Linked DNA regions of Mus musculus: region 1 is linked to region 2. A link is a loop called in an ENCODE intact Hi-C map of the cell type or tissue named here. Cell type or tissue: heart. All regions are shown on one strand. Links, peaks and the distances in the headings refer to the core of each region. The heading gives the core; the rest is flanking DNA. Region 1 holds the start of Gm35588 (predicted gene, 35588). Region 2 has its middle 18 kb from the start of Siglecf.

What was found. Hi-C counts contacts between places; a loop is a spot of excess contacts. Peaks named below come from ENCODE experiments on the same cell type or tissue, not always from the same donor. Only the 100,000 strongest peaks of a DNase experiment are listed, where the experiment ranks them.
Region 1: it touches region 2 in a loop (11-fold over the local background); 4 of 42 quality-filtered maps call a loop at or near these places.

The regions. Positions count from the first base shown.
Region 1 is chr7:43,244,683-43,261,419 of GRCm38, forward strand. Gm35588 (predicted gene, 35588) reads left to right here and starts at 9,072. Exons shown (of 5, transcript NM_001378676.1): 1 at 9,072-9,185; 2 at 12,762-12,875; 3 at 16,004-16,130; 4 at 16,326-16,386. The coding sequence starts at 12,843. In heart, for the core only: a CTCF peak has its summit at 6,261 (motif pointing right); no DNase peak of the experiment used is centred there.
Region 2 is chr7:43,324,663-43,341,399 of GRCm38, forward strand. No RefSeq gene overlaps it. Among named protein-coding and RNA genes, the nearest start is that of Siglecf, 18 kb to the right of the region's middle. In heart, for the core only: a CTCF peak has its summit at 8,744 (motif pointing left); no DNase peak of the experiment used is centred there.

The DNA.
Region 1 (16,737 bases), core at 5,040-10,039, 82 kb before region 2:
GATCCAGAAAACCTCCATAGCAGGCATGTTAGTGAACACACCTATTCCTAGTTCATCTATGGTGAAATACAGATTTGATAGGTGAGACTGCATGCACACTCAAGGGCATCTAGACTATAAGGCATAATAAGGCACAAAAAGAACAGGGTTTTAAACATTGCATGGAATGTAAGAATGTATGAAATCTTGTCCTTTGTCCTCAAGCACAAATCTTCTTGTTTGTTTGTTTGTTGTTTTGTTTTTTGTTTTTCAAGACGGAGTTTCTCTGTGTAGCCCTCGCTGTCCTGGAAGTAAAACTGTAGACCAGGCTGACCTAGAACTGAGAAATCTATGTGCTTCTGCCTGCATCCTGAGTGCTGGGATTAAAGGCGTGCACCACCAAAAACCAGCCTCAAACACAAATCTTGATACAGACATGTCAACCCTTACAGAAAGAAGGACCATGCCCCAGTTTCTTTCTACCACTGTGATAAAGAGCATAGCTAAAAGTAACACGTAGAGGGAAAAGGTGTATGTGGCTTGTACATTGAGCCCACAGTATATCATTTAGGGAAGAAAGGCTGAAATTAAAGCAGAACAGAAATGATGCAGCCAGGAATTGAAATAGAATCCATTGAAGAATTTGATTTACTGGATGGCTACCTAGACTCATGTTCAGTCATCTTTCTAATACTTCTCAGCAGCACCTGCCCATATGTGAGAGCTCACAGTGTCCACAGCGATCATTCTGCAGGAAGTTGCACTACATGCTTTCCTGCAGTACCGACTGTTGTATGCATTTCAGAACCGTGGTTTCTCCTTTTCAAAAAATGATCAGTTTTATCATTTCACACACACACACACACACACACACACACACAATTGATATTTTGTCTACTCAACAAATATGCCATTACCAAATGGTAAGTTTTGCTTTTTTACATTATTCTCAAGATTTTATGTTCTATCATAACACAATAAACATAGCACAGTTCACCCTTTTATTTTTTATTTTTTTGGTTTTTTGGTTTTTTTCGAGACAGGGTCTCTCTGTGTAGCCCTGGCTGTCCTTGAACTCACTTTGTAGACCAGGCTGGCCTCAAACTCAGAAATCCACCTGCCTCTGCCTCCCAAGTGCTGGAATGAAAGGCGTGTACCACCACAGCCTGGTGCACAGTTGACCTTTTAAAATTCCTTAATTATTTCAAAAATTCCAACATTTTAAAGACTTGGTGTTTTGTTTTTGTTTTTTTTTTTGTTTGTTTGTTTGTTTTTTTTTAAATATCCACTCTCTTTAACTGTGAGCTCCTGAAAATTCAAAATGAAGCTAAATACTTTTTCTTGCAAGAAGGAAGAACCAGCCGGGCATGGTGGTGCATGGCTTTATTCCCAGCACTTGAAAGCCAGAATCAGGCAGATTTCTGAGTTCCAGGCCAGCCTGGTCTACAGAGTGAGTTCTAGGACAGCTAGGGCTATACAGAGAAACCCTGACTCGAAAATTTACCTTCATTACTTAACAGAGGCCAGCTTGCTTGCTCTCTCCTAAGCATTAAGGGGCTGCACTCACTAAATGCCAATTAATGGGACAATCAAACGGGAACCTGGAGTAAATTTCTAGATCCACATGTGAAATAAAAACTGGGCTTACCCCAGTGTAGGAGAATGCCAGTGCTGAAAGGCAGAAGTGGGTAGATGGCTGGAGGAGCACCCTCATAGAGGCAGGGGTAGGGGAGTAGGGATGGGGATTTCTGGAGGGGAGACCATGTAAATAAAGAAAATATTCAATTTAAAAAAGAAAACGGACTGGGTTTATGATCTGCAAGTGATGAGATGTCCAAAGAATCTTTTAAAATAACAAGAGAGAACTACCTAGAGAAACTTCCTGAGCAGAAAATAGAGCTATCTGGAGAAATCCAGAGAAAGCAGAACAGAGAGAGAGCAAGCTGCAAAGCTGTCTGAAACAGTACAAAGGCCACCAATGTGGATTCTCTTTGACTTCAAGTAGTTTATTTAGCCACTCACAGACAACCTTTTCTCAGAATATTAGTTAGGGTTTTACTGCTGTGAACAGTCACCATGATCAAGGCAAGTCTTAAAAAAAAAACAACATTCAATTGGGTCTGGCTTACAGATTCAGAGGTTCAGTCCATTACCATCAAGGTGGGAACATGGCAACATCCAGGCAGGCATGGTGCAGGAGGAGCTGAGAGCTCTATGTCTTCATCCAAAGGCTGCTAGTGAAAGACTGACTTCGAGGCAACTACGGTGAGGATCTTATGCCTACACCCACAGTGACACACCTAATCCAAACCATGTCACACCAATTCTAATAAGGCCACACCTCCAAAAGGTGCCACTCAGTGGTCCAAGAATATACAAACCATCACACTCAGCAACTGTCTCCAGTCTGAGGCTGGTCTTTGGCAAGCTGTCTTGTGTTGGAACCCAAATCTTCTTTGTCAAATGGGGATTATGCAGCTCCACTTCTCTGGTTTTGTCATCAACAGCACACACAAAAATTGGCACATAGTCTCAGACCAAATTATCCCTTTAGCCATCCCAATATCCTGGGATCACTAAAGTGTTAGAGCTCCATTGGATTTGAACACTTCTTTAAGTGTTTCCCAGTCATTTAAGATTCCTCTGTTGAGAACTCTGTGTTTAGCTTTGCACCCCATTTGTAATTGGATTATTTGTGTTGTCGGTGTCTAACTTCTTGAATTTTTGGTAAATTTTGGATATTAGCTCTCTGTCAGATGTAGGGTTGGTAAAGACCCTTTCTCAGGCTGTAGAGCGCCATTTTGTTACATTGACAGTTTCCTTTCCTTCCTGAAGCTTTGCAGTTCCACGAGGCCTCATTCATTGATTGTTGATCTTAGAGCCTGAACCATTGGTATTCTGTTCAGGAAACTGTCTCCTGTACCAATGAGTTCAAGGGTATTTACCACTTTACATTCTATGAAATTTAATGTATATCCATTTTTGTGTTGAGGTCCTTGATCCACCTGGATTTGAGTTTTGTGCATAGTTATAAAAATGGATCTATTTTCATTCTTCTATATGTAGATATCCAGTGATACCAGCACCATTCTTTGATGATACTTTATTTTTTCCACTATATAGTTTTGGTTTCTTTGTCAAAATCCAGTGTCCGTGAGTGTGTGGGTTTATTTCTGGGGTTTCTATTTGATTCCCTTGATCAAAGTGTGTGCTTCTGTACAAATACAATGCAGTTGGTTTATTTTTTTTATAATCACTATTGCTATGTAGTACTGCTTGAGGTCAGGCATGGTGTTCTCAGGTTTTGAGGGCTCCCATGCTCCACCTTGTTGGCTGCAGAAGACAATTTTCTTTTCTTTTTTTTCTTTAAAATTTTTTAAAAAGATTTATTTATTATTATAAATAGGTACACTGTAGCTGTCTTCATACACACCAGAAGAGGGTGTCAGATCTCATTACAGGTTGTTATGAGCCACCATGTGGATGCTGGGATCTGAACTCATTAGGTTTGGTAGAGCAGTGAATGCTCTTAACCACTGAGGACTCTCACCAGCCCATATATAACTTTCTTTTTTTTTTTAAGTTTTTTTTTAGGTTTATTTATTATTATAATTAAGTACAATGTAGCTATCTTCAGACAGAACCAGAAGAGGGTGTCAGATCCCATTACAAATGGTTGTCAGCCACCATATGGTTGCTGGGATTTGAACTCAGAACCTTCGGTAGAACAGTCAGTGCTCTTACCCGCTGAGCACAACTTCTACCCAGATTAACAGCAAATTACTTCCTCCTATAGAAGAGACTCTTGGTATGAATGATGCTCCTAAGCCACAGGATTAAATATATAGTGCTATCTATTACAGAGTCAATATGAATTATACATTATAGTGTACTTAATGGATCAAGGTAATATGGAGTTCTCAATGAAACCCAAATAAAGGAAATTATACTTGTTAAGGACCTGCTGACATTTTATCTTTCTTTTCCTGTTAAAACTATTTTCTTTAATTCTATATTGTTCCATATAGTGTTTTTCTTTCCTCCTGTTAGAAGTTAAAAGTCAATCTTATTTGATTTGTTCTTTCTCAATAATCTTCTGATTTACACATCATAGTTTGTTTCCATTGTTTCATTGTGTGTTCTGTGAACTGGTTGATAGTAAACTAAATTATACAATGCAACAATTTCTGATTTTTTAATCATTCACTATGTACCTCAGCCTTGAGTTTGAGTGTAAACAGCCTCCACAGCTTGTAATCAGGAATGCTTCTCTCTTCTCCTTTAGAGGCGACTGCAAGATTGGCCTGGTTATAAAATAAAATTTGATATTACACTTCAATGTTGCTCCTGGTTTTACATACCAGAACAATATTTATTTAAAAATGCAATTCCATTTGAGGTGGGTTGTACTAACAGAAGTGTCTAGGTATAGGGGACCTTCAGGATAGCATTTGAAATGTAAATGAAGAAAATATCTAATAAAAAATAAATTAAACAGCATAGAGACATCTGAGTGAAAAAGAAAAAAAAAAGAAGTATCTATGTAAACCAGCATGGTCTCAAATTCATGGATATTAATTTGCCCCGAAAGTCCTAGAATTACTAGCATGTAATCCCATGCTTATCAGTATTCATTTTTGACAATGGTTATGTAGGCACTGATGGCAAACACATGAAAGGACCTTAAGAGGATTCTCTCTTGCATTTCTTCATTGTTCCTTTTTATCTATGTTGTTTACGTTGGTTCTTCTTTTCCATAGTGTGTGTGTGTGTGTGTGTGTGTGTGTGTGTGTGTGTAGGTACTATGTAGCCCCATTCTGAAACTCACAATGATCTTTCTGCTTATTTGCCCTCAGTGCTGGGGCTGTAGAAATTCTCTACTATACACAGCTTGAGAAATAATTTGCATGATGTAAGTGGTCTCTATTTTTCTGTTTTACTCAGCTCTTAATATTTCTTTTTTTTCTTGGATATTTTCTTTATTTCCCCTCTCCACACCTCCCTTTCAGAATCCCCCTACTGCTTACCCTCTCCCCTTGACTCTGTGAGGGTGCTCCTCCATCCACCTACTCCCATCCTCCCGCCCTGGCATTCCTCTCCACTGGGGTATTGAACACCATAGACCTGAGGGCCTCTGCTACCACTGATGTCCAACAAAGCCATCTCTGCCACATGTGTGGCCAGCACCATGTGTATTCTTTACTTGGTGTTGCAGTCCCCAGGAGCTCTGGTGGTCTGGCCATGGAGCTGCAAACCCCCTCAGATCCTTCAGTCCCTTCTCCATCTCCTCCATCAGGGACCCTTGAGCTCAGTCCAATGACTGCCTAGGAGCTTCCTCTTCTGTATTTGTCAGACTCTGAAAGAGCCTCTCAGGAGACAACCATATCAGGCTTCTATCAGCAAGCACTTCCAGGCATCCAGAATAGCATCTGGTTTTGGTGGCTGTATATGGGATGGATCCCCAGGTGGGGCAGTTTCTGTATGGCCTTTCCTTCAGTCTCTGCTCCACACTTTTGTAAGACTCTGGGAATCCTAAGCGGGGACCCCCCTGGGTGAAACACGTGCAAAAAGCAAGAGAAATTTATTTTTCTAGTGTTCTGCGGTAGGCCCAGACCTGAAGCAGAGGCAGGGACACCTGGCAGTCATTCAGAGTTTTGATGCAGTTTCCAGGGGCACAATAGAGCATCAACAACTAGGCACAATGTGATTGACGGAACAGTGCACCCTTTAAACTGATTGGTCTTTAGGGAATGAGGTGACAAGGAGTTCCCTTGTCTGAGGGTGGGCAACAGTCCATCCTGTGGAATGTGTCTCCACCCACAGGTCATTTCCTACATCTTGGTCTGAACAATGCTAATTAGCCTCTCTCTTCCAGAAATCTCATTACAGATGGTTGTGAGCCTCCATGTGTTTTCTGGGATTTGAACTCAGGACCTTAGGAAGAGCAGTTGGTGCTCTTAACCACTGAGCCATCTCTCCAGTCCTTTATTTTCTTCAATTGAGTGCAGGCCTCTCTATATTTAAGATTCCTGGTTTCCCTGGTGATCTTTGGGTGCAAGGACCTTTGTGTCCCAACATGGTGTTCCTCATTAAAGATTGTAGCCCTTTTGCAAGTGGGAGAAGTAGCTGAAGGGTGCATGTATGGTTGCCTCAATCCCACTTGGGAGGGAAAAGAAAGAAATCAAGGTGGGGGAAGGGGCAGAGGGAGTGGGGACAGGAAGGGGAAGTAGAGAACATGATCAGGTTTTGAGGAAGTGGAAACAGGACTTAAGTACTTTGGGCCACTAGATGGTGCTGGTCTAACTGGTAGTCTGTATGTGGAAAAATGAATATAGATCCATTCTTATCACATTGCACAAAGCTTAAGTCCAAGTGGATCAATGACCTCAATATAAAACCAGATACAATGAATCAAATGGAAGAGAAAGTGAGAATGAGCCTAATATTCGTTGCCACAGCCGGAAATTTCCTAAACAGAATTCCAATGACTCATGCTCTAAGATCTAGAATTGATAAATGGTACCATATGAAACTGGAAAGCTTCTGTAAGGCAAGGATATAGTCAGTAGGACAGAGCAGCAACCTGCAGATTGAGATAAAACTCTTCACCCACATCTACTAGAAGGCTAATATCCAAAATATATAAAGAATTCAAGAAGCTAACCACCAAAAAACTGAACAAGCCAATCAAAATATGGGCTATAGAACTAAACAGAGAATTCACAACTGAGTGAGGTAACTCAGATCCAAAAGGTATGTAATCAGTAATAATTAGATATTAACCAAAATACAGAATACCCAAGACACAACACACAGGACTCAAGAAGGTTAACAAGCATAAGGACCCAAGTGAGTTTGCCTCAAACCCACTAGGGTAGGAGAAGTAAGTGATTATGGGGGAAAGGGGAAGAGGAATGGAATAACCTGGTTGGGAGAGGGCACAGTGAGGGGAAGTAGGGAAAATGAACAGGTATTGGGTTTGGAGAAAAGGACTGAAGCCCTGAGGGCCAGCAGAAAGGATGGAAACAGCTAACCTCTGGAGGTAGGGTCACACTCTAAAATGTACTGGTGACATGGAAGTTGAAAGACTCTCAGGATTCAAAGGGAGGGATCTTGGATGAAGTGCTCTACAGTGGGGAGTGGTTATTTGTAGAGTCCACCTCCAATGGAGGGACATGACATCAAGTGGAGGGATGGGCTTTCCATCCCACAGTCAAAAGCTCTGACCCAGAATTGTTCCTGTCTGATGAAACTGCAGGGACAAAGTAATGAAGAAGAGCATGAGAGAAAGGACATCTAGTGACAGGCCCAAATTGGGATCTAGCTCAAAGGGGTCCAGGGTCCTGACATTGTTAATGGTGCTGTGATGTGCTTGCAGACAGGAACATGGTTGCCCTCTGAGAAGCCCAACAAGCAGCTGAAAGGATCAGATGCAGATACTAGCACCCAGCCAATGGACAGAAGCCCGGAACCCCCATAGTTGAATTTGGGGAAAGTTGGAAAAATCTGAGGAGGAAGGTCGTCCCAGGGAAAGACCAGCAGTCTCAACTGACTTGGACCGGGAGATCTCTCAAGACACTGAGCCACCAAGCAGGCAGCATACAACCAGGCAGCTGTTATGAGGCCCTCGACACATATACAGCAGAGGACTGCATGGTTGGGCCTCAATGAGAGAAGATGCACCTTAAAATGAAAAGCCTTTAGGCCCCAGAGATTGGGGAGGTCTGGTGGGGCTGGGTTGTGGGGTGGGGACATCCTCTTGGAGACAGAGGTGGGGATAGGAGGTATGGTATGAAGAATGGTCACGGGGCAGACAGGGAGGAGGATGAAGTATGGACTGTAAAAAACAATAAAAGTAAATAAATTTTAAAGTTAAACATAAATAATTACTTTGGGAATGACTCCCAGGTTCTCCTTGCTTGTAAATGGAACAAAATCTGTCTTAGCTCTTCAGTCTTGCCTCTTGTGATGGTTATTCTTGGTCGTCAAATACATGGAATTAACTAAAATGGGGACAGTTCAAGTACTGTGAAGGATTTTTCATAATTATATCTTTTTAAGTTGTAACCCCCTTTTTAAATCTGGATATTTTAAAGTGATAAGAGATATCTTTATGTAGGCCACAGCTTCTAGTGGCAGAGTGCATTTATAAAGGTCATTGAAGGTGGTAGTTCTTTCTCTTCTTTCTCCTTGTCTTCATGTCTTACCTCTGACTAGCAAGCTCAGTTTTTTGAAAACTGGGCTACTTCTTCCTAATTGTGGTATAGACTGAAGACCAGCAGTGTCACCCAGCCACATGGTCTGAGCCACTACTATATTCTTCATCTGTCCATTTGCAGACAGCCATTGTTGGACTGGTTGGACCACAGCTTGCAAGCCATTCCAATAAATCCACTTACTACATATACAGAGAGATCCATTCTATCAGTTATCTTCATCTAAATACCATTATTAATATAGCTGTGGAGGTTTTTTCCCCTCCAACTAAGGAAGTTGTGTTGCCTAGCAATAGTGTTGCATAGAGTTTATCCTCTGTTTCTTGCTTTTCTCCCAGGGCTGAGTAAAGTCTCATACATGCCAGGTGAAATGTAGCTGCAATTTACCTGAAATGAAACCATCGAACAAAAATCTTTGTGTTTCTTAAAAATCTCTCTTTAATTGTTAATATTCAGGGCACCCTTTTCCTGTGGGCCACATAGTTTATTTCACTGCAAGTTGAATCCTCAGCCTGCAAGCCATCAGCCTTAATTACAGGAGGGAGAAAGGGAAGTGTTGGAAGCAAGAAGGATAGGGGGTTAGAGGACAGGCACAAGTGCTACTGAAATGTAAATCTCTCCAGATCTGGAAAAGGTCTATCTCTGGAACGGAAGCCTGGTACAGCAACCACTTGCCTTATCCCTTCAGTGAACTCTCACCCTACTTATCTGGAAAAGGATTGGCCCAGAATCATGAGCCAAGAAACACTATGCTGTGTCCCTTCTTCACACTACAACCTTAAGGAGGTGCTTATGTCACTCAAGACATACTGACCAATCAGGGCCTCCATTCTGACCTGCCAGTCAGAAGTGGAGGAGGGTGCTTCCGGGTACCATGTTGGTGGTTCAATGCTGTAGCTGAGGAGGCTTGAGCGGTTTGTGTGTCCTGCTCTGTGTGCTACTGCTGGGTGCCGTGAGGGGAATTCAGGCGAGCTCTGAACCCGTGACATGGTGAGTATATGGCAGCTGCTTCCAATGGGAAGGGGCAGGCGATTGAACAACTGGAGCGAGTATGGTGAGTCCTTCCTGGGGCAGGGTGGGAACCGCAGCTCCACAAGGCAACCTTTGAGGTTGTTTGTGGTTTCCGTCCTCCCTGTGCTTCAAGGTGAACTTTGCCCAGGGGCTGCATCTCGCAAGCCTTTGGAGCATGGGCTTGTGTGTGGAAACCTTGGCAAGATGGCAAACACAGAAATGCCTAGTTTCTACAGTATCTTCTACAATTTTTGCACTTTGTTTTAACGTGTTGATATAAGATATATTTGGAGTTAATATGAGAAAGTCGTAAACGTCACCTCATGTCTTGAGTCCAATATTAAGCTGTGCAGACTGCTCCAACTTTATCCCATCGTGTAATAGTGCCTGCTGACTTCATATACTGTTGGAAGGAGTATAAAAGATGATATTATTCTTAAGAAGCTGACTTGGCATAAGAATAAAATATAGCTGGTGGGAGACCTCCCATCCCAACTTTTGTACTTTGTACCTTCTTTTTTTCATCCTTCCTTCCTTTCTTTTTCTTTTTCTTTTTTCTTTTGGATTTTTTCGAGACAGGGTTTCTCTGTGTAGCCCTGGCTGTCCTGGAACTCACTCTGTAGACCAGGCTGGCCTCGAACTCAGAAATCTGCCTGCCTCTGCCTGCCAAGTGCTGGGACTAAAGGTGTGCGCCACCACTGCCCTACTACTCTCTTATTTTCTTGTCCTTTTCTTCCTTTGGGATCTTCCACTTAGGACTGTGTCACTGTTTCAGGTCTCTGATGGACTTAAGAAGTACTTCTGAGGTGTCTTTGGTGTGTAAATCTCCCCTCTGCCTAAGTGGCTAGGCTTGCAGTCTTCTGTCCCTGTCTAAATTGTTCAAAGTGTAACCTGGAGGCTGAACATAAATGAGACTGAGGATAATGGCAGCTGTGGAATGCGAGGCCTGTTCTAGGCTGGCTCCTCTGAGCAGTAACCAGTGCTTGACACATGCTAGTGTTAAAGAGATACTTCCTTCCTTTTTAAAATCCTTTCATTTATTTACATTCCAAATGTTGCTCCCTTTCCCAGTACCCCTTCTAAAAGTTCTTCACCCTACCCCCTTCTTTTACTCTGAGATGGTGCTCTCTCCTCCACCCCTACTCCCACATCAACCCCCTTCCCTTTATCCCTCTTCCCTGAGGCATTGGGTCTCTCCAGGATTAGGCTCAGCCTTTTCCAATGAGGCAAGACAAGGTTGTCCTCTGCTACATATGTGCCAGGGATCAGTTCATGTGTGCTCAAAGAGATATTTAGTTCTTTATTTCTTTTTTCTTTTTTTTCGAGACAGGGTTTCTCTGTATCGCCCTGGCTATCCTGGAACTCACTATGTAGACCAGGCTGGCCTCGAACTCAGAAATCCGCCTGCCTCTGCCTCCCAAATGCTGGGATTAAAGGCGTGCGCCACCAGCGCCTGGCACAAGATATTTCTTTCTTTCTTTCTTCCTTTCTTCCTTCCTTCCTTCCTTCCTTCCTTTCTTTCTTTCTTCCTTCCTTCCTTTTTTTTTTTTTTTTTTTTTTTTTTGGCTTTTCAAGACCAAAAAAAGGGGGGGGTTTCAAGTTTTTCTCTTCTATCCCTGGCTGTCCTGGAACTCACTTTGTAGAGCAGGCTGGCCTCGAACTCAGAAATCAGCCTGCCTCTGCCTCCCCAGTGCCTGGGATTAAAGGTGTGGGCCCGGCTAAGATATTTCTTAATTAATGTTCTCATTGTGAGTGTAGTGATTTCTCCCTGGGAAAGCATATCAATTCTAGAACAACTGCATCTTCAGCCTTTTAGGTTTCTGAGACATGGGATTGTTTGATTGTGTTTCCCTGGATTTCTTTAAGGGATGTATTCATTGCCACTTTAAGGACCTGTATCATCTTCATATAGTTGGTTTTAAGGACTTTTTCTTGTGCTTTCAGCTATGTTGAAATATTCAGGATCTGTTGGGATAGGATAGTTTGGCTCTGTTGCTCACCTGTTTCCCTGGGTTTTAATGATTATCTGCCTATGCTTGTGTCTAGGCATCTGGGTTTGGGGTGATTATCGGTCTAGGTTTTGATTTCTGGGTTCATCTTGCAAGGGAGTTTTGTTCCTGGGCTTCTGGTTGCCCTTTGTATTTCCAGAGTGTGTTGGCTGGATGATGGCTATTTTATTGGCCTGCTTGCCTGGTGTGTTCAAGTGGGAATGCTTGCTGGTGTTGGAGGCTTGATGAAGATGAGGCCAGGGAGATATGATCTTAGCTATCCATAGGATATCATCTATTCATATATGAAGAGGGTGGTGAAGTTGACCCTGCTGTTCTGGTCCATTGCTTAGGACAACTGTGAAGATTGAGTTTGGGATAACTGATAGCATTGGTAGATCTGTGGGCAGCCTACCTGGTCTTCTGGCAAGCATGACATGTGGTTGAACAGACCTGAGGTAGGATAGGAAGGGTAAGCAGGGATGGTATGTATTATCTCCAGAAGGCATAAACAGGGAGAGGAAGCTTCCCCTGGTATTCTGTTCTAGTGCTAAGGGTAAATGTAAGAATATAGTCACTGGTAAATGATAGTGGGATAAGACTTTGTACAGACTGCCCAGACTTCTGGTAAGTATGGCCCGTGGTTAAGCAGGGGGTGACTGACCATAGTTTGTAGCTAGGACACAGAGATCAGCAGGAAGAGATGTGTATTAGTCAGGATTCTCTAGAGGCACAGAATGTATGGAATGTCTCTCATATATTGAAGGAATTTATTGTGATGACTTACAGTTTTTAGTCCAACTCCCCACCAATGGTCAGCTGTGATAGGGAAGTCCAAGAATCTCATAGTTCCTCAGCACTTTATAGGCCTACTTTTTCAGCTGGTTTTCTGTAGAAGTCGGTTCCAACAAAAGTGCTGGCAAGTAAATGTAAGCAGGTGAAGAAGAGCCAATCTTCCTTCTTCCAATGTCCTCATGTAGGCCTCCAGCAGAAGGTGTGTCCCAGATTAAAGGTGTGTACCACCATGCCTGGATCTGGGGCTTGCTTTGTCCCAGGCTGACCTTGAACTCAGGGATCTCCTTGCCTCAGTCTCTTGGGATTACAGGCATGGGCTGGCTTTTGATGGCTGCTGTGCCGCAAGATCTCCATGTCAAGATCCAGGTCAGAAACTTGTATCTCCCAGCCTCAAGATCAAGATCACAGGTGTGCCTTCCAATTCTGGATTGTAGTTCATTCCAGATACAGTCAAGTTGACAAACAGACACAGCCATTACAGGGTGGAAAGGTGGGATTGTCTGTGGTGTCTGCCTGAGGCATGGACAGTAGGAGAGGAAGCTGCATCACTAGGGCCAACCATGAGTATTGGGTCCCAAGGTAACAGAGACTGGGGAAGATCTGGAGGCATCCTACCTTGTCCCATACCCAACATCTTAATACTGAGACATCAGGTTCCCAGGGATCATGTATTTACTTCTTCATTCATTAGGTTTCTATTATTGATCAAACAATATCTTTGTTTGTTTGTTTGTTTGTTTATGGGATAAAAAATACTATGTGGCCTGGGAAGGTCACTCAGTGAGTGTTCTTCTTGGAGTTGACCTGAATTCAGATAGCAACTCTCAAGTGAGGAGGCTCACAAACACCTGCTATGCCAAATCCACAGGATCCGACAACTTCTCTGGTAAGTCACCTGTACACACATGGAAAGCATTCTCTGTCATTCACACAAATACAAACAGAAAATTGAGGATACACTTGTTTTCAAAAGAGCAAAACAAGCTCTTTAGCTGAATAATTTGTTATCTTTCATTTAGTTTTGAAAAGTGTGCATTTCCTCACTCTGGTGTAGACTTACATCCAATCATCATCAATCATAGGAAACAAAAGGGTTTCTAAGTGATCCTAACAGATACCCTTTTCTTTCTCATCAGAGAATGAGATACTTTTAGCAGTAAAAACTGTTGTCGTCCAGTTTTTGAAACATTAGAATGCTTTAAGGAAATCTCTCCCAATCAGGATACTCCTCTACCCTCAATACAATATCTATAATTGGTAAAGGAAAGAACCAGAGTGCACGGGGTCCATGCTGGCCAGTGATTTCTTTGATTTTGATTATATTTCTGTGGTTTTTCTATTGTTATTATTATTTTTCTAAAAGCACTATTATTTTTATAGACCTATCTTTGTGTCTCCTCTTATCAATGATATTAGGGATATTTCCACCCTCATCTAATTGTGTTATGTTATTTTACTAACTATAATTATATTGTTGTTCCTCTGAAAAAATGATAGACCTTCACCTATTTTGTTTGGTACTTTGAAATTTTGCTATATTATTTTATTAGTTCCTTGAGTTTTTGTTGATTTGGGGACTCTCTGTAGAGAAAGTTTTAGTTTACTCTTCTTGACTTTAAAGACTTTCCTTTCGCAGGTGGATTTCTGAGTTCGAGGCCAGCCTGGTCTACAAAGTGAGTTCCAGGACAGCCAGGGCTATACAGAGAAACCCTGTCTCAAAAAAAACAAAACAAAACAAACAAAAAAAAAACCCAAAAAACAAAAAAGACTTGCCTTTCCTCATTTCTTGGCACATCTATGTTTTCCAGTTATTGCAGATTTCAATATTTCAGTTTTTGCTATTTAAGTCATCTGAGTGATGAGACATCTGCATGGACCGCTGTGTGTAGGGAGTGGAAGTAACCAAAGAGGAAGATTTATGAGAAGTTGAAGGAGTAGGGCCATCTAAGTCCTTTGAACCTGAAGCTGCATGAGTCTGAGACACAGCTACAGGATTGGGTGTTTGTCCTTCTGGGGTTCTGTCTTGCTTTGGTTTAATCTTCTTTATGTACCCATTCCTTTCTATTGGGATGACAATATGTATTCTGTGCCGCTGTATGCTGGAAAGATATAAGTTGTTTTCTGAGTTTATAAGATGTATCAGGGAAGCCTTGAGTGTCAGAAGAGACCTTGGACATTTGAACAGGGTACAAGTTGTTGCAGAATATGGGAATCACTGAGGTTACCCAGCAATTATTTTCATCATGGGATGACCATGAACTTACAGTGACCAGAGTCAGAATGCAGTCAATTGACTGAAAAATCTCCGTCTGGGATGATGTCTGACTGTTTGCAGGGAGGAGCTTATTAAAGCTGTGTAAGAGGAGCTTTTCTAGGTGAAATTCCTCTTTGAGGTTAGGATTTGAGTGTCCATAGACCCAACCTATTTCCTGTTCTTTGTATCTACTGTTGTGTGGTTGAAATTGATCAGTCAGCTTCTTTCTCATGCTGTCGTGCTGTCACCATTATAGACTCTAACCCTAAATTAAATACAATAGTTTAGAAGTAATTCCCACTCAGTCCTACTCAATTTTGCTATCCTAATATTTTTTATAATTTTAATTTTGTTGGTTTTTTTTTTTTTTTTTTTTTGGCTTTTCGAGACAGGGTTTCTCTGTATAGTCCTGGCTGTCCTGGAACTCACTTTGTAGACCAGGCTGGCCTCAAACTCAAAATTCCGCCTGCCTCTGCCTCCTAAGTGCTGGGATTAAAGGTGTGCGCCACCACGCCTGGCTGTTGTTTTTGTTTCTAAAGACAGAGTTTCCTGTGTACCTCTAGATGTCCTAAAAGTTGATGTGTAGACTAGAAAGTCCTAGAATTTAGAGATCCAACTGTATGGCTCCCTTGGGCTAGGATTATATATGGTTAAACATACCTTGCTTTTCCGTTTTTATATTATTGGCCTATGGGCATGGAATGTATGTTTTTGCACACGCCAAGCATATGCTGTTATTCTGCAATTCACCCACAATTATTCTTCTGATTCATTTGATTTTAAGAGTGAGACATTCTTCCTACATGTTGTCTTTGATTTGAAATGTTTGAATAACTATGAATGCATATGCACCTCTGTGTGCTTGATCCTCCCTATAGTCAAAAGACGGCCTCAGAACTCCTGAACTTGGAATAGTGAATAGAATAGTACTGAGCTTCCGTGGTAAGTACTGGCAAGTGAGGCCTATGTCTGAGACCAGCAAGACATATTAAGCAATGAGCCATCTCTCCTGCACTGTGTTGTTTATTTATGAAAAACATTTACTTTGCTAATGTTTCCATTTGTTCATTATAACTTTAAACATCCATTGCCTTTAAGTAACATCTTATTAATGTCACAGTTTAAACTGGGGAATTTCAGGATCCTGGAATATGAATAGAGAATTAAACTAATCTGGAAGTTTAATTCTTTGTAGGAAGTTCAGGAAAAAGAAAAAACCTCAGAGTTTTTTTCTATCTCTCTTGTTTGTTTGATGTTTGATTCTTTTTGTTGTTGTTTGTTTGTTTGTTTGTTTTTTTTGCAAAAGAGACGGGGTCTTAATAGGTACCTCTATCTGTCCTGGAACTTGTTTAATAGACCAGGTTGATATTCAAGTTAATGAGATACATGTGCCTCTGCCTGATGAGAACTTAGATACCCAGTGTATTCATTATTTTTTTTCTGGTTAGTAATTGTTCAAACAATTTCTCTGATGTATACTCAATACTGTTCCGCTGTTGCCTCTCTCTCTCTCTCTCTCTCTCTCTGTCTGTCTCAGCATTTCTTTTGCTAGGCGATATGCTGTTCAAAGGGCATAACAAAGACAGGTGCACCTCATAATCCGGTTATCGTCTAAAATGATTTGGTGATTATCCTAGGATTTCTCTGTTATGGGCTATGTGTGGGGATTATCAAGATCAAATGAATATATTGTCAGTGAAGTATTCATTACAGTGTTATCACTATCACACTTTGTGTTGTACACATGTATGGGATTTTAGGATGCATTGACCTTTGATGATGTGCATGTACACTTCACTCAAGAGGAGTGGTCCTTGCTGGATCCATCTCAGAAGAGACTTTACAAAGATGTAATGCTGGAGACCTACAGGAACTTCATTGCTATAGGTAAATCTTCTTCAAGTTTTAAAATAAGGGGGCAACTGTTTCTTGGTTATTGATCCTCTTCTGTAATCTTGAATGAGAATTAGGAAGAATGAAGTGAGTGAAGCAGGCATGGTTCTATGGTTCACTGAAGATAATAGCTTAAATTTTGCCTAATTTCCAATAATATATCATACATTTTCTGGTACTACATTTTAGGATACAATTGGGAAGACCATAATATTGAAGAGCATTGTCAAAGTGATAAAAGATATAGAAGGTAAGGGTTTTTGTTTGTTTTTTGAGACACGGTTTCTCTGTGTAGTCCTGGCTGTCCTGGAACTCACTCTGTAGACCAGGCTGGCCTCAAACTCAAAGGTAAACTTTCTTTGAAACCTGATTCAAATATGCTTCTGAATAAAATTTAATGTGTTCAGGAAATTTTAAAGATCGGCAACAGTGTAAATAAGCATGGCTTTAATTGTATTTGTGGTTATTAAATTCTCATAAAGTCATGGACCTCTATGTCAGGTAGCTAATTTGTGCTTACAAGGCATTCCTCTATGACAGTATTTCTTATTTATTTATTTATTTATTTATTGTGTACACTGTCACTGTCTTCACCTACACC
Region 2 (16,737 bases), core at 6,758-11,757:
TAGAAGGCTCAGGATTTGACTGAAGTTCTGACTGGATACGTCTGCAAGATTGAATGAGGTAAGAGAATCTGGAATCAGTAGCAATTTCTGATGCTGTTCTAGAAGCAAGTCTCTTCGAATCAAGAAGCAGGGAGCTGGACAGCAGGTCAGTTCAGCATCTCTGAGGGTGAATCTTGTCAAAGCTGTATATTCTGTAACATATGAATCTCACAGCCAAAAGTTTAGTACTATTAAGATATTCGTAGGGATTGTGCAGGGTGAACAGATCTGTTAAGGATAAAATTTTGTTCCTTGTTTGAGCAGGTGAAAGACACCAGCCTTTTTTATGAGTTAATTTTATAAATATCCAATTATAATAACGCTTCATCCATGCCATATGAGGGCACGAAGAATCTTAAGGATTCCATAAACAGGAAGATTTATTGTCTGATTTTAACTGAAGTTTTGGCTAGAGACGTTTCTATGTCTAAGCCAGTTATTGGGCTGTTGCCATGTCAAGGAATCAACAAATCAAGTTACCTGTCCTGTTTGATTTTCTCGAATTTTTCTTTCCTGTAGCCAAGATCTTCAGGGGTTCTTCCCTTGTCATCTCTGATCCATATCACCCTGGAAGAGGTCCAAAGCCTTTTCTCCTTTCCTGTCAACACAAATACAGAGCCTCTTTCCTCAAATAGCATGTTCTTGGTCCAATAACGGGAAATCACTAAAGGTATAGATAGCTTGACCTCTCTCCCAGAGGAATTTTGATGTACCCACCAAACTCATATCCATACACATTTTGATAATTGAAACAATTCAAAGCAATTAAAGCAATCTAAACAAATCTTTTCTGCAGAGAATAATGCTTCTGTCTCCTGCTTTTCAATCTATAATTTAAGATCAAAAGCCTCAATATTTTATACATCTATGTATTCTTAAATCCTCCCTACTGTAGAGATTAAGATCTCCACATGTGGATCACATATTATACGTAGGTTCATATTATAGTATGCCTTTTTCTCTTTATATAATTCGCAAGGCCTAAGCTTCTACTGCCTGAGATCAGTTAGGCTTCCTATCCCCTGTTTTCAATCTAATTTTTTTTTTTAAAGATCGAATGCCTCAATATTTATACATCTCTGTATTTAACTTTAATTACATTCCCTTCTACATACTTTACAAGCCTGGTTACAGGCTCAACTTTTGTTGTACCACCGTAGGCAATCCCACAAATCCCATGCAGACCCATTTGAGAATTTGCCCTGGCAAGACTTTTAAATGTCACTAAAGCATGTTTTTCATTCCCTCACCCTACCTTCTCCCTTCTGTGGAGCTTAATGTCTCTTGATATTTAAGAACACTTAAACAACTACCATTATACACTCTTCTATTCTTAAAAACAAATAAAAAATATTTTCATCTCTATCCTTTGATTATTTGCTTGTAGGAAGCAGGCTGTGTCTACTCTCTGCCTCTCTGCCTCTTACTGTCTTCCTCCTAGCAGTTGGCCTGGCTCTTTGCATACCAGGGGCTCCCAAATTATCAGCTTAAACTCTTTGTAACAGTTTCGAAACCACAGAAAGAAATCCCCACGTGGCTCAGGCAAAATCAGTATATTCCCTCCTATCCTTAAAAACAATTAAATCAGATTTATAAATCTCTATCCTTTATCTAGTGGCTGGAGGCTGGCAACTGTCTGCTTCTTACTGTCTTCCTTCTATCAGGCAGCCCTCGGGTAAATCCCTGCAGGTGGTGGTTCTGTTTCTTTGTTCTAGTTTTGCAGTTTACTTGGGAACCACGTGGCTTGGCTAGATTAGCTGAGAAACCAAATCTCCGCTCCTCCTAAACTTATGGTGTGTGTGTGTGTGTGTGTGTGTGTGTTGTCTTCTTCATTCGGAAATCTCTAAATTATTTTAATAGTGAGTTCTTGCCTACCACATTGCATGCCATCTGTAGCAGAGAGTTTTTGCTACAGCACTTTGTGCTCCCTGCGAATCGCATGTGCGCACTCACCCAGGAGCTATCTTTGGATCCACAAATGAAAGACATGCCCACATTAGCTTATTTTTTAAATGCCTTGGCTACGGACACTCCTAAACCTTCCCCTGCTACCCGAGGCCCAAACAGGGAAGTGGCCAGAGCCCACCCACTGGAATTCTCATATAGCTCCGTGGCTCTCTCTTGTAGCTCTCCCAGCTACTACTGCATCGGTGAGATTCTGCTCTGTTCCTCTCTGCGTCCAAGTCTGAGCAACTCTAAGTGCCCTGCCCCATGCCCAGCCATCGGCTGTTGACGTCTTTATTGATCGATCAAAAACTAATTGGGGAGAAGGGCCTTCAGCGTTTGGACTTGCGGATTCCTGATTGAACCAAAACGTTAGAACCAATCCCCAACACACTTCCACCCTGTCCATCTGATGTGTCCCCTCTGCATCAGAATGCTGGAATTAACACCATTAACATCAGTAACCTCTAACCAGAGGAACATAGGACTGTCAGGTTTACAAACTGCCTCCTAGCCAGTAATCTGCACCAGGCTTCTGAAATCATTACCACCTTGACAACAAGTAAGTGCTTCACAGAAAATATAATTTACCCCAAGTCAACCCCAACAGAAAAGATTAAAGTAACATGCCCCAATATGGAAATAGCCTTATTCAAGTCAACTGTCAATCAATGATCTTACTCTTGTAAGGGGGCAGAAAGCACAGCACTGAATCACCGTATATAATTCTAAACAACTATCCGCGAGGAGCATACCTAAGAGTCATAATTTATCTTTGTTATTTATTTTATCTTTTTATTTTCTAGACTGGAGGCGTAACACACACCTATAATTCCAGTACTCAAAGTCAGAAGTAAGTAGATTATCACAAATTCAAGGCCAGCTTGGTGTCCACAGGGTGACCATATCTAAAGAAAACAATAAAAAGTGTTTTGAGGCTGAAGAGATGGCTCAGTAGTTAAGAGCACACTCTCTGATCTTGCCAAAGACCCAAGTTCAGCTCCCAGCATCCACACACTAGAAGAGTCACTTCTGACTTCTGTGGACACTAGGCATACATACATGCAGTCAAACCAACCACTCATACACATAAAATGAAAATTAAAAAAAAAAGTTTAATGTGTGGTAACATGTGCCTTTAATTCTAGCACTTGGGAGTCAGAGACAGACAGATCTCTGTGAATTTGAGATCAGCTTAGTCTACATAATATGCTCCAAGATATGCTGGGCTACGTAACAGATACATCCTGTTTCTAAAAATAAAATAAATTCTTGCAAAACACATAAATAAACTCAAAATCAGAATATCAAGCACTAATCAAGAAAATGTTCCACCGAGTTACATACAGGAGGGAGGCATTTTTTCCCGTTGGCATTCCCCTTCCTAGATGACCGTAGCTTGTGTCAAGCTGACAAAAATAACCAACACACAGAGATTGCAATGTACAGATTTCCAGAGAACCCTAAATAACCCCCAATTTGGGGTTTAAATAACTTGCTCCAATATGGATGTGGTACTGATGCAGGGGAAACTTGAAGGAACATAACTGATGTTATAAAGGATTTGCTAATAAACTCGTTTAGGAAATGTTGCAGGATTTTCCCTATCCAATTACGTTAGGGCAGTGGGAGGCCTGTGATTGGACAGGGAAAAGGGAGGAGGAGCTAAGAGTTGCAGAGACAGGCAGCATCTGGGGTAGCCGTGAATCAGCGTGGCTATGACCAGCCACAGGTTGTTATGATATCATAAAGGTTAGAATATTGGGATAATTTTTCTAATCTAAGTGGGCAGCTTTTATCATTGTCAATTGGTTCTGAAATTATTGTATTGGCATCTAGTGTATTGAGAGTTTATTGATATATAAATCTGATTGGTTAACTATAAGCATTGAGTTTACTGGGTTACTGGGTATTGTGTTATCAAACTTCGAGCATGGCAGATCTATTTGGTTATTGGAATGTGGGACAGAACTGGTGGGACCCCGTGGAGACATAATGTTGTGGCCCGCTGGCACCAGTCCTAGAGTGGTAACGTGGCCCGGCGGGGCCAGAGAGTTGGCGGGTTCAGAGAAGCAGGAGTGCAGAGAGTTGGTGGGTTCATTTTTTAATATTTCCTGCAACAAGAAAATTAATTACACAAAATAGAAATTAGCTAAAGAAGTGCTGCCTTCCATTATGCCTGGAAGGTAAATAGTTCACTAACCAGGTGTGTTAGAAACCATAAGAAAAAAATTATACCATAATTGAAGTTTAGGGTTGCTGAGAAAAATGTTTCTGCTGATGTTTATTCACCAAGACTGACTGCCCACCCCAAGTCCAAGAACATACCTCCTAAGGGCCACTCAAGGGGCAGCACAGGGTGACAACCATCATTAAGTCCCAGTCTACCATTGAGTCCCTGTGCTCTTATTCCCCTGCCCCCTCCCCTCAAAACCATAGTTCTACCAGGTGGGCAGGCTGACCCTTGGTAACAACTATTTGAAAACAACAACTACACTGGTTTAGTTAAAAAATAATCCTGTTGATATCTTTGCTATGGAAATCTCCCATCTGTCAAGTGGTCAGACTTGCAGTTTCTTGTCCCTATAAAATTATTCCAACTGTAACCTAGGGCCTGGACCCATATGTAGATGGCATGTATGGAATGTAGAAGCCTGTATAAGCATGTGTAATGTATATGGCTGTATAAGCATATGTGGAATGCAGAAGACTAAAGGCTAGATAAGCTGGCAAATATTTCTGTTCAAGGTTGGTTCTCTTTGTGCTTTAGTTAAAACCAGTCAAACACTATTAGTAAATAGCTTTTCCCTTTATTAATCTCTAATCGTGTGAAGTCATTTCTCACTGGGAAGGCATTTTAATTCTGGCTGACTGCCAGTTATTGATCATTATACCATGTCCACTGGCTTACTCATGTAAGATTTTTGCAAAGTGATCTTAGGAATTAAAATTTTCTCTTAAGAGATGGGTGTGTGTGGTGCCACTGGTCTTTAATCTCAACACTTTGGATGCAGAAGCAAGCAGATCTCTGTGAGTTCAAGTCCAGCCTAGTCTACATAGTGAATTCCAAGATAGATAGGGCTACATAATGAGACCCTGTGTTAAAAAAAATCAAAAGGAAGCAATCAAACAAAACCCCCAAAATTCTTCTTTAAAACTACCTTTTGCAGCTCTAGGTCCCTACAGGAAATACCATTCCTGGCATGGAAATTATCCATCCCAAAAGTACTGGATCCAGCACTCAACTCCAAGACTCTGCTGACTACAGAACTCGCATCTAAATTAACATACACATATCTCCTGAGTTCCTCCCATTTATTAAGTAAAATTTTAACCCTTGTTACGGCAAATGGGCAGACAGATCGAGAACGGTCCTCTCTCTCCTCCATTTGAAATCAAAATGTAAAGAACTGATTTTTCCATTTTTCATATATTTTGTCAATTTTCCTCTTCTTGCCAGCCACAATTTGGAGTCAAATCCTGCACATGGCCTCGTAGCAGGTCCTCCACTCACACTGCCTGTCCAGAAAGCAAAGCAGTCACTCTCACAAACACCCCCTGGTCTCTGTGGGTCTCCAACAGACTGACTATCGCTGTCCTTGGCAGCCCTGCTTTCCTGGCAAAATAGGTCCCATGGTAAGGATAAGGCAGGCTTAGTCTTAGTAAAAGAAACAAAGCTTTTTTTTCTTACAAACATGGGTTTAATTCATTTAGCATTAAAAGGGTAAGAAGCCTTTTCTTTCTCTATGTAATAAAGATTGGAGCTCAGTTTTCATCCAGAATGAGTGAGGTCTTTCTGCACTGGTGCTTGGTGTTTTGCTCCATATGCATAGGTGAGTATGGATTTGCGTGAAAGTATGTAATTGTGAGAATGTAGTATGCATATGTGTATAAGTATGTAATTTTGTGTGAATGCATGCAAGCTGGGCCCAACTGAGTTTGAATGGAAATATGTAAATGAATAAATGAGCATACATGAATCTGTATATGAACTTATGTGAGATTATGCTTATTCGCTTATGTAAAAGTTTTTTCTTCTGCGAATGTTATTCTCTTCTTCTGGTTCAATAGAAGTTTATTGCTTCAAACTTCCCCCTAGCCTGACAAGCAAGAGGAATCTGGACAACAGGGAAAAGGCTCTAGCAATGAATCCTTTACTTAATCTCCTGCTGTTTTAGGATGAGGTGCTATGTGCCCGAGACTGCAGTCTCTGGCCTCAGAGGAACACAGAAAGCAGGTCAGCTACAATAGCATAGTAACTTAGACTTAGAAAAGTAAAGTTTTTATTATATAGCAACTCTAATTTTCTCATCAGACAAAGTCTTACCTGCCCATGCTCTTTTCCCTCCGCTGCCTCAAGAAGAACCAACAAGAAAGAAGAAACCCCCCGCTGGGGCTAGCAAGTCCCAACACAGATTAGGAATAATTTATGTTGTATCATCTTCCTTAATTTTTGCTCAAATCATTTCATCCTGAAATAAAATCACAATCACCTAACATGCTACTACAAACTGGGACATGTGTGCTTATTATTACAAATTTGTTTTTTGCAAGTAATTTTTCTCATGCCAATTTGCATACTGGAACAAGAAGTACATAGACAGATGTTGCCCAATGGGAGTTGTGTCATATGCAATTAGATCACTTATAAAAGGATCTCTCCAAGGAACTCAAGGAGTATACTTTATTTGGAACTGTGCTAATGGACTGAGAATTTATTTCCCAGCAGAGCCCTTCATGTGATAATGGCACCATAACTTCACTCTAAAAACTGTCTCTGGTATGAGTCATTGTGTATCTACTAAAATGTGAAGTTGTAAAATGCTTTTCCTTATTTAGAAGGCATGTGAGATCTTTCCCCGCATGGATTCTATGATACATCCTCAGTGAGGCCATATAACAATATCTCATTTATGGCATTCATAAGGATTCTGTCCAGTGTGGGTTTGCTGATGGGATGTCAACTCTGACTTCTGGAGGAAGACATTTTCAGATTTTTAACAGACAAGAGGTCTTTCTCTAATGTGAGTTATCTGTGCCCACTGAAGTCTGACTTACCATCAAAGACCTTCCAAAAGTCAGTGCACACATAATTTACCTCTTGTGTAAATTTCCTTGTGCTTTTGGAGTTGGACTTTGAGATAAAACTTTCCCAAAGTCACCACGTTTGTAAAGCTTGTCCCCTCTTTGAATTCTTTAGTGCATGTTGAATGCTGACTCCACGTTGAAGCTCTCCCATATTTATGGCAGACATGATGCTTTTCTTGTATAAACTGAGGTGTGCCTTTTGGGTGATGTCTTTCCCACAGTTTATATATTCATAAGGCTTCTCACTGGTGTGAATTAGTGATGCAATAGCCTGTGATGTTTTTTGGAAGTTTCTTAGACAACCCTAACCACAACTCAAAAGAGGGCCTATCATGCCTAGTATTGGGGTTTGTTGGACAGTCTTTTGCTCTTGGAGGTGGTATTTTCAGCCTAGATGAAAACATTTCATTTAAACCACACACACACACACACACACACACACACACACACACACACACACACCTATACAAAGACATGTATCATAGAGTTTTTTAGGTAGATAGTTTATACTATGACTCCTTATGACTTTTTCACACATCCTGACCATTATTTTATGCTCCTTCAGTATTTACCTCCCTCCCTGTCCCTAACTGGAGGGCCTGCTTTTCCCATTTCCCCAGTCAGATCATTTGTACCCTGCTGTTTTCTTTATGAAAAGTGTGGAGGACCGGCTGGCTTTGAGTCACATTTGCACGTTTGCTGAAGAGATCAAAACAAAGAAGCAACACAAGAGAAGTAGGTTTTACACAGAATGAGTTTCATGCTGTTTCTTTCTTTCTTTTTTTTAAATGTGTATAGTATCCATTCTGAAAATTACACTTGTAAATATTCCAAGGCTTTTTGAATCAAAACCACTACAGCAGGGGCTGGTGAGGTTGTTCAGTAGTAAAGGCACTTGGCACCCATCCTGATGCCCTAGGCTGACCCAAAAAGGTTTTTCTCTGACCTCCACATGCAAGTAGCATCATGTGTGTGCAGAGAATAGGCATATGATAAATATATGTCATTTTTTAAAAAAGATTTATTTATTATTATATCTAAGTACACTGTAGCTGTCTTCAGATGCACCAGAAGAAGGCATCAGATCTCATTACGGATGGTTGTGAGCCACCATGTGGTTGCTGGGATTTGAACTCATGACCTTCAAAAGAGCAGCCGGTGCTCTTAACCACTGAGCCATCTCTCCAGCCCTAGATGTCATTTTTTTTTTTTTTTTTGGTTTTTTTTTTCGAGATAGGGTTTCTCTGTATTGCCCTGGCTGTCCTGGAACTCACTTTGTAGACCAGGCTGGCCTCAAACTCGGAACTCAAGAGATCCACCTGCCTCTGCCTCCCGAGTGCTGGGATTAAAGGCGTGCGCCACCACGCCCGGCTTCCTAGATGTCATTTTTAAATCCATTAAAAATTAATATAAAATTATATTAAGTATGTGATGTAAAACAAATTAATAAAAAAATTAAACCCTCACATTTCTTGTAAAAAGAATTAGAAAGATTGGGAGTTAAAAAATGAGAGTTTATTTCAGAAAGTAAAAAGAAACAGAAAATACAGCCTGGAGAGATGGCTCAGCCATCATGAGCATTGGCTGCTTTTCCATGCGTCCCAAGTTCGGTTTCCAGACTACATTGGGCATTTGTAATTGCCTTCCATGCAGCCCAAGGGGTCTGGCGCCCTCCTCTGTTCTCCACAGGCACTTCACCTGCACACTTCTAGGATTTACCTGCAATACACTTACCTAGAACGAATTCATTCGGGATGTTCTTACACAAAATGGAGAGTAGCTGTGAATGGAAGAGAGAGGCAAGGGATTCAGGACTAAAGGATACCTAAAAGAAGAATAGTTTCTGTCTCGAAAAACGAAGAAGAAGAAGAAGGAGGAGGAGGAGGAGGAGGAGGAGGAGGAGGAGGAGGAGGAGGAGGGGGAGGGGGAGGGGGAGGGGAAGGAGGGGGAGGAGGGGGAGGAGAAAGAAGAGGAGGAGGAGGAAGAGGAGGAGGAGGAAGAAGAAGAGGAGGAGGAGAGACCAAAATGTCCAGATTATATAGGGTGGAGCCTCTGAGATATGAGCAGCCCAGCCTGGGGCTGGAAAGTTCAGGATTGAGGGCAGGGTGTGCCAAGTAGGGACTGAGGGATGCTGGGAGAACCTGGAGGCCAGATCTGTTTTGATGTGTAAATTATGCACCCCAGTCCCTAGAGGAGGGGGAGGAGGGGGAGGGAGAGGGAGAGGAGGGGGGAGGGGGAGGAGGGGGAAGGGGGAGGGGGAAGAGGAGGAGAAAAAGAATCTCAAGTGACAGTAAGTGGTCCACCAAAACAACTCTGAGTGTCCAGTGCCAAGGGAACAGCTGGGCTCTTAATTTAGTGAAGTACCAGGACAGTGTTTCTCTAGGGCCTGGAATTGACAACCTGACTTTGCAGTCCAACTGCCAAGTGTTAAGCCTGAGCAGGCTGCCTGCTGATCATGTGAACTCCAGCCAGTTATGTCACTCTGTATCTCACGCTCCTCTGCTTGATTTATTTACTCTATTTTAAAATAATTTTGTTTAATTTATCAATTATTTATTTCACGTGTATATGTGTTTCTTTTGTATGTGCGTGCATCACCTGTGTGTCTGGTACCCACTGAGGTCAGAAGAGAGCATCAGATCCCCTGTAACTGGAATTAAAGGTGTTTGTTAGCTAGTATGTAGGTGCTGGGAATTGATACTCTAGTTCTTTGCAAGAGCAACCACTGCTTGTAACTACTGAACCATTTCTTCAACCATTTATTTGTTTGTTTATTTGTTTTGCTTGCATGTTCATTTGTGCCCCAAGTGCTTGTGTCTGGTGTCCACTGAGGCCAGAAAGGGCTTTTAGATCATATGAATGCAACCCAGCATGAATTATCCACTTGGGTGCTGAGAACCGAATCCCAGTCTTTTGGAAGAACGATTCGTGTTCCCAGTGAGCCATTTCTTCACAGACTTCCCTATGAAGGAGATATCTGAGATAGAACACAGTCTGTCTGTGAGAGCTATCACTTTGTGTGGGGCACCAATGATTGCTGCTGTTAGGAATAAATATGCACAGGTAAGGCCAGTAGCAGAATGCTTGCCTCATACGTTCAAGGTCCCAGTGCCCCCCATGTGTCTCCCCCCCAAAAGGATATTCATACATAGGCTACAATTATAGGCCAAAGACAATTGTGCAGGAGAAGAGGAGAGTTTACAGATAGGTTGCTGCTGATGTATCTGGCCAGAATTGGACCTGACCCTTAGATGGGTAGTACAGAAACCACATAATTGTGTACTGGAAATGCTTGTGTGTAGAAGAGGGACAGATCTAAACAAAAGGAACCAAGAAGCAGAAGCGTGTCATTTATAAATTATAGGGTTGGTGTCATGACTCCTGCCTGCAATGTCTGCATTCCAGGTGCTGAGGCAGGAAGATCAAGAGGTGAGTATATACCCATAACAATATCAGTTGTAATGAATAATCTAAAGTAAGCTCACTCCTATCTGTCTCATCTAGGAGGGGCACAAAAGCACATTCCAAGAACAAGTCCATGTTTTTGAAGAAACCGCGTTCACAAGACTCTTGTCTTGTTTTCTTGGAGCTTTCTCCTAAGTACCCAGAATTCCCCTCACACGGTTTCATTTCTGAACTGTGTCCTGACACCTCGCATCCACATGGTAACTTACTGTCTATAATTCCAGTTCCAGTGAATCTGATGCCTTGTTTTGACTTTTACAGGCAGCAGGCAAACAAGTGGTGCATATATGTAGTACATACATACAAACATACAGGTGATGCACTTGTACATAAAATGAATACATCTTTAAAGGAATACCTGGGATTTTATTCTTTTGGTTTTGGTTTTGTTTGTTTGGTTTGGCTTTTGACGTGAGACAAATGAGCTGAGTGAGTTCCACGGTGTGCCCTTATAGTCAAGAAGGGGAAGAAAAGAGAATTAGCCTGAAGGCTGTTCCATTCTAAAGGAAACACCATCCCCACTATCTCACATTGAGTTAACAATGCAGAAAACAGCAGGAAGGTAGAGGCAGAAAGGTCAGCCCAGACTCAGACTCAACTAAATGAAGAGAGCAGCCTGAGCTATATAAACATCTCCCTTGTAGCGCAACCCTAGTAGAATCATTGTATCTAGGGTAAACATTAAGAATGGAATAGTTGTTTTCATTATACCTATATAACCTTCATCACAACAATTGTTTTCTGTTATCTATAGAGTCGTTTTGCTGAAGGGGCTTTTCAGCCTTCGCATGAGTTTGGTCATAAGACAGTCCTGGCGTACCTGGAATGTCTTACATTATTGGGTACAGCCAACAGTGCACACCAAGGACTAAATTTTCAGGGATGTGATGTTCTCCCTCATGAAACATATAGAGTAGATTAGGGGCTTTGGTATAAGAAACTTGTTTTACCCAAAAAAACCTTTTGTGTAACCTTCAATAAATAGTCTTCAGCATGACTGGTGAGGTTCAGCTCGTTGAGGCTGGACTTCCTGCTGCCTGAGAGCCTGATTGCATTCTAGAGTGACCCTCTTTCTTTGGTTGTGTAACATAACACCAACAGATCCTGGCTTGAAACAAAGCAACCTCCCCTGCCCACCCCTGTCAAAATACAGCAATAATTCTTCTGTTTCTTGTTACTTCTCATTCCTAATCCAGGTTTCTAGACACTTCCCCCACCCCCCACCCCCATTCCTGGCATACCGTGTGGCCCTTTTCTTCTTAACAAATCAGTTAAATTCACTGACTCAGTCAACTTAGTCAAGAAGCCTACACACTCACACCAGGCCCTCTACTCACACTCACTCACACCAGGCCTTCCACTCACTGAGCACTTCCTGCCTGACTATAGGGAGCTGTCACAATGCACCTGAATGGGGTCGTTTTCACCAAGGAGTTTTAGTAACTTCCAATGAGTCAACCAAAGGATTTTGTGGCTATAAGTCACCTCTTCTGTTATCCCCCCCACGCCACCCCAGATTGCTGATGTTTTGGCTAGAGACATTTTTATGTCTAAGCCAGTCATTGGACTGTTCTCATGTTGAAGAATCAGCAGATCAAGTTACCTGTCCTGTTTGGTCTTCTTGATTTTTTTTTTTTTCCTGTCTGTAGCTAAGACCTTTAGGGAGTCTTCCCCTATCATGTCTGATTCATATCACTCTGGAAGGGGCCCTTTCTCCTTTCCTGTCAACACAAATATTGAGTCTCTCTCCCAAAATAGCATGTCCTTGGTCCAGTAACTGGAAATCGCTAAAGGTATAGATTGAATTCATTTAATAGCTTGTCCCCTCTCCCAGAGGAATTAAAAAAAAAAAAAAAGATTGACTGACTGATTGATTGATTATATGTAAGCTATCTTTAGACACACCAGAAGAGAGTGTCAGATCTCATTACGGATGGTTGTGAGCCACCACGTGGTTGCTGGGATTCGAACTCAGGACCTTTGGAAGAGCAGTCAGTGCTCTTAACCACGGAGCCATCTCTCCAGCCCCCAGAGGGATTTTAATATAACTACCAAACTCATAGCCACACACATTTTGATAATTAAAATGGCTCAAAGTAATTAAGACAATCTAAATAAATATTAGAATATGCTGAGATAATGTTTGTCTTGTTCTTACACGATTAACTTTTGATAGTGAGATCAAGGCCTAAGTTTCTGTCTGAGAGAGGTTTAGGTTACCTACCCCCTGCTTATGACCACAATTTAAGATCAAAAGTCTCTAAAAGTATTTATTTATCTATGTATTGATTTTAAATAAATTCTCTTCTACATACTGTATAAACCTATTTCTAGGCTTTAGACTTGTCATACCAGGCAAAGCTATCTCAGAAATCTCGTGTAGACTATGTTAAAAGATCTCAAGTATTTGCCCTGGCAAGATCTTTTCAAATCTTCTCTAAAGAATGTTTTCAAACTATTCTCTCTATCCTCATGTCTTTGTTTTCCACATTTGAGATCAAAGGCCTGGATTTCTTTATTCCATGTTTATTTAAGAACATTTAAACAACTACCATTATACTCCCTTCTATCCTTAAAAACAATTAAATCAAATTTTATTCATCTCTATACTTTATTATCCTTGCTTGTAGGAAGCAAGTAGTGTCTACCATTTGATTCTCTCTGCCTCTGTGCAGCCAGCCTGTCTCTTTGCACAGCAGGGGCTCCCAGCATCTCTGAGCTCAAGCTCTTTCTATCATTCTGAACCATGGGAAGAAATTCCCAAGTGGCTTGGGAAAAAGCTATAACCTGCTAAGGAGCAAATTCTTCCCCAAATCTTAATCTAACACCATAGTGTGTGTATTCCATCTGAGAATCTCTAAATAAATTTTAGTAGTGAGTTCTTGCCCTATATTGGGCACTATCTTATCTGCAGTGGTGAATTAGTTAAACTGCTCTATGCTCCTGGCAAGTCACACTTCCAGTCACCTGCCAGAGCTTTCTGGATTCTCGAATGAAAGACACACACACACATACGCCAGTTAATTTTTATATGTCTGGGCTAGCTCAATGGCTGGGCACTTCTAATCCTCCCTGCAACTAGCGTATATTTATTTCCCTCTGGTACTCCTGGTTTAACACCTTCTAATTTTATCTTTTATCTTTGCTGCCCTATTACCTTCTGGGCACCTCCCCCCTAGGGTTGCTTTTCCCTTCTATCTATATTTTGAATGATTTTTCTTCTGTAGTTCCTAAACCCAATCCTTCTACCTCTGAGTCATGGTGAACCTGCCTCCGTATCTCTTTTTTATCTGGCCCAAGCCTGGGAATCCAAAAAGTCCCATCTCTGTCTGTCCTGACCAACCATTGGCTACTGACATCTTTATTTACCAATCAGATTTAACTGGGGGCAGGGATGGACCAAGTCAAGAGGGAATAAGGGCCAAAATGTAGGTACAAGAAGGAAAGCGGCCCCCAAAGGGGCTGCCCAGGAGGTAACAAGACAACAAAGATAAAACATAAAATTAAGCTGGGCGTGGTGGCGCACGCCTTTAATCCCAGCACTTGGGAGGTAGAGGCAGGCGGATTTCTGAGTTCGAGGCCAGCCTGGTCTACAGAGTGAGTTCCAGGACAGCCAGAGTTATACAGAGAAACCCTGTCTCAAAAAAAAAAAAAAAAAAAAAAACCAAAACATAAAATTAAAAGATATTTATTAAGCCAGTTACTGGAGGGAAATATATGATAGCTGTGGGGTGGATTAGAGGTTCCTAACCATTGAGCAAGCCAAGACATATCAAAATTAACACACACACACACACACACACACACACACACACACACACACACCTTTCATTAGTGAATCCAGAGGGCTCTGGTGGATGGCTGGAAGCATGACCTGCCAGGAACATAGAGAACATAGAGTGGTTTAACTACTTCACTGCTATACCACTCCCTGGGCCAAGCATATTCAAACCACCACAGAAACCCCAAGGGCATTTCCACATCTCCTGGGGCCCATAGAATAATAACTGTACATTGGAAATGCAGAAGGGTGATGCATGCTCCTTTTTAGTTTGTGGGGATGGAAAAGGAACCAGCCACAAGAATTGATTACTATAGAAGCCAGATCTCTATGTATACAACAGGTGATTGAGAGAATGGCCAGGCAACTGAGAAGTGACAGACTGACAAGATGACAAAGAGGCGACAACATAATCAGGTGGTAGGGTGCTTTCAAGATGACCAAGTGCCTGAAGTGTGAGAAGCTGACTGAGGATGTTTAAGAATGAGCAGCTCCCAGGCCGATAACCCATATAGAGAGGTTCATGCTAAATTTAATAGTGCACACTTCCAGTTGGAAGATCTTAAGGGACCTTATATTTGGGCACCTCCTACACTGCCCAAGAATGGCTATACTGACTAACGGTGAGATCTCTGTATATCCTGATGCCAGGGTGTTTGTTCCTACCCAGGTTCCTCACAGACTATTGTCAGAGCTAAGGTCAGATGCACTGGGATGGCCAGTCAGGATCTGACTACCAGACACACAAACTAGAAGGAGGGCACACCACAAACCTGGCTTCCCAGAAGTCACTTTCCTAATTTTCTCATCACCTACACACAGCCGGGCCTTTATTCTGCAGTCAGTCAGTAGCTGTAAGGGACTAATTCATAGCAATCATTCAGGCAGATAGAGCGAGTGCCATGCAGAATTGATTCACAGCCACCATGTAACAGGCCCCCCCAGACCCTAGCACAACTGACTCCACGATGAAAGCCCCATTCAGGCCATAAAATTCAGCATGTGGACAGCACCACCAACCAAAATTAAAACAAAGACCTAGTCCATCAAAGTTCTGGGAAGTCTCTAAATGTGCTAACCTTGCTTTTTAGCTTCTGTAGTTCCACTTACAGCTGTTGTTACTGAAGTGTAGCAATCCAGGAGACTGTGTTTGTGTTTAGAAGCTCATCCTAAGAAAGGCTGGGGCTACACTGGGGAGCTTGAACACTCAGTGCAGCTGCTGATAAGCTACTAAGGAGTTTCTATCAACTTAAATCCATGTCCAAGCAGTCTTTTCTGGTGGTACCTCAAAACAAACAGAGCCACTAGGAGAGGAAAATGCAAGTCCTTTCTATGTCTGTGCCCTGTGTGTTCCAGCCAATTAGTAATGATGATCAGGGTCCTAGACCATTTGACTGTATTTTGCTTTGGGGTGGTGGTATGAATGAGATGTCTCCCATAGCCTCGGGCTTTTTTGACTATTTGATCTATAGTTGCTGGTGCTGTTTCAGTCCTTTATGGGGTGTGCCTTTTTGGAGAAAGTTTGTCCATGGGGGTGGGCTTTGAGAGTTTAAGAATTTGCCCCTCACTCTCTCTGCTTTGTGTTTGTGGTTCTAGATGTGAGCTCCCAGCCTCGTCCCGTGCCACCATGATCTCACGAACTGGACTCTGGAACCACAAGCCAAAATAAACTCTTCCCTTTATAAGCTGCCTTGCTAATGATGTTCTATCATACCCATAGAAAAGTCATTAATATAGGGGGACATTCTTTACTAGAGTCATAAACATATTCCTATTTGCTCCTTCAACTGAACATCCAACCCAAGAATGGCCTTCAACCCCTCCTGGTGAATCCAGCTCTCTCAGATTTGCCTCCATCACACACTTTCTGAACTATTACTCACTGCCTAAAGTCTTTTACATCTTCCACTGGGTATTTTTTGGTTTTGCTCATCTTCTCACATCCTGTTTTAGGAACTGGTGTGGACGTTATTTTACATGACTCTTTCCTCTGTGGTCTCTGGCTCAGAACCTGCTCTCTGACCAGGCATGGCCTTAAATCTCACTTGCACTCAACCGTCTCATTCTCTGGTCAGACGCACATTCCATCAGCTGGGCTCCCACAGCCATGACTTTCTTCTGGTTCAGCGCACATCATTCCAAGCTGTGACCTTGTCTCCTTGTACCCTGTAAAAATCATTATTATTCTGCATATGTTAATTGATGCTAGAAATTAATAGGGTGGTAGTTATTATACATTATCCAGCTAGTTCTCCAAATAATCACACCAAGACCTTTTAATATTTCAGAGCTTAGGCCTTGGATGGACAGATTCTCAACTAGGTCATCTAAACTAACCAGGACCACCTAGCCCCTAGACCACATGGCTAGCTATACCTTCCAGGTCCATAGTTACGTCCATCTCCTCTGATGTCTCTTGG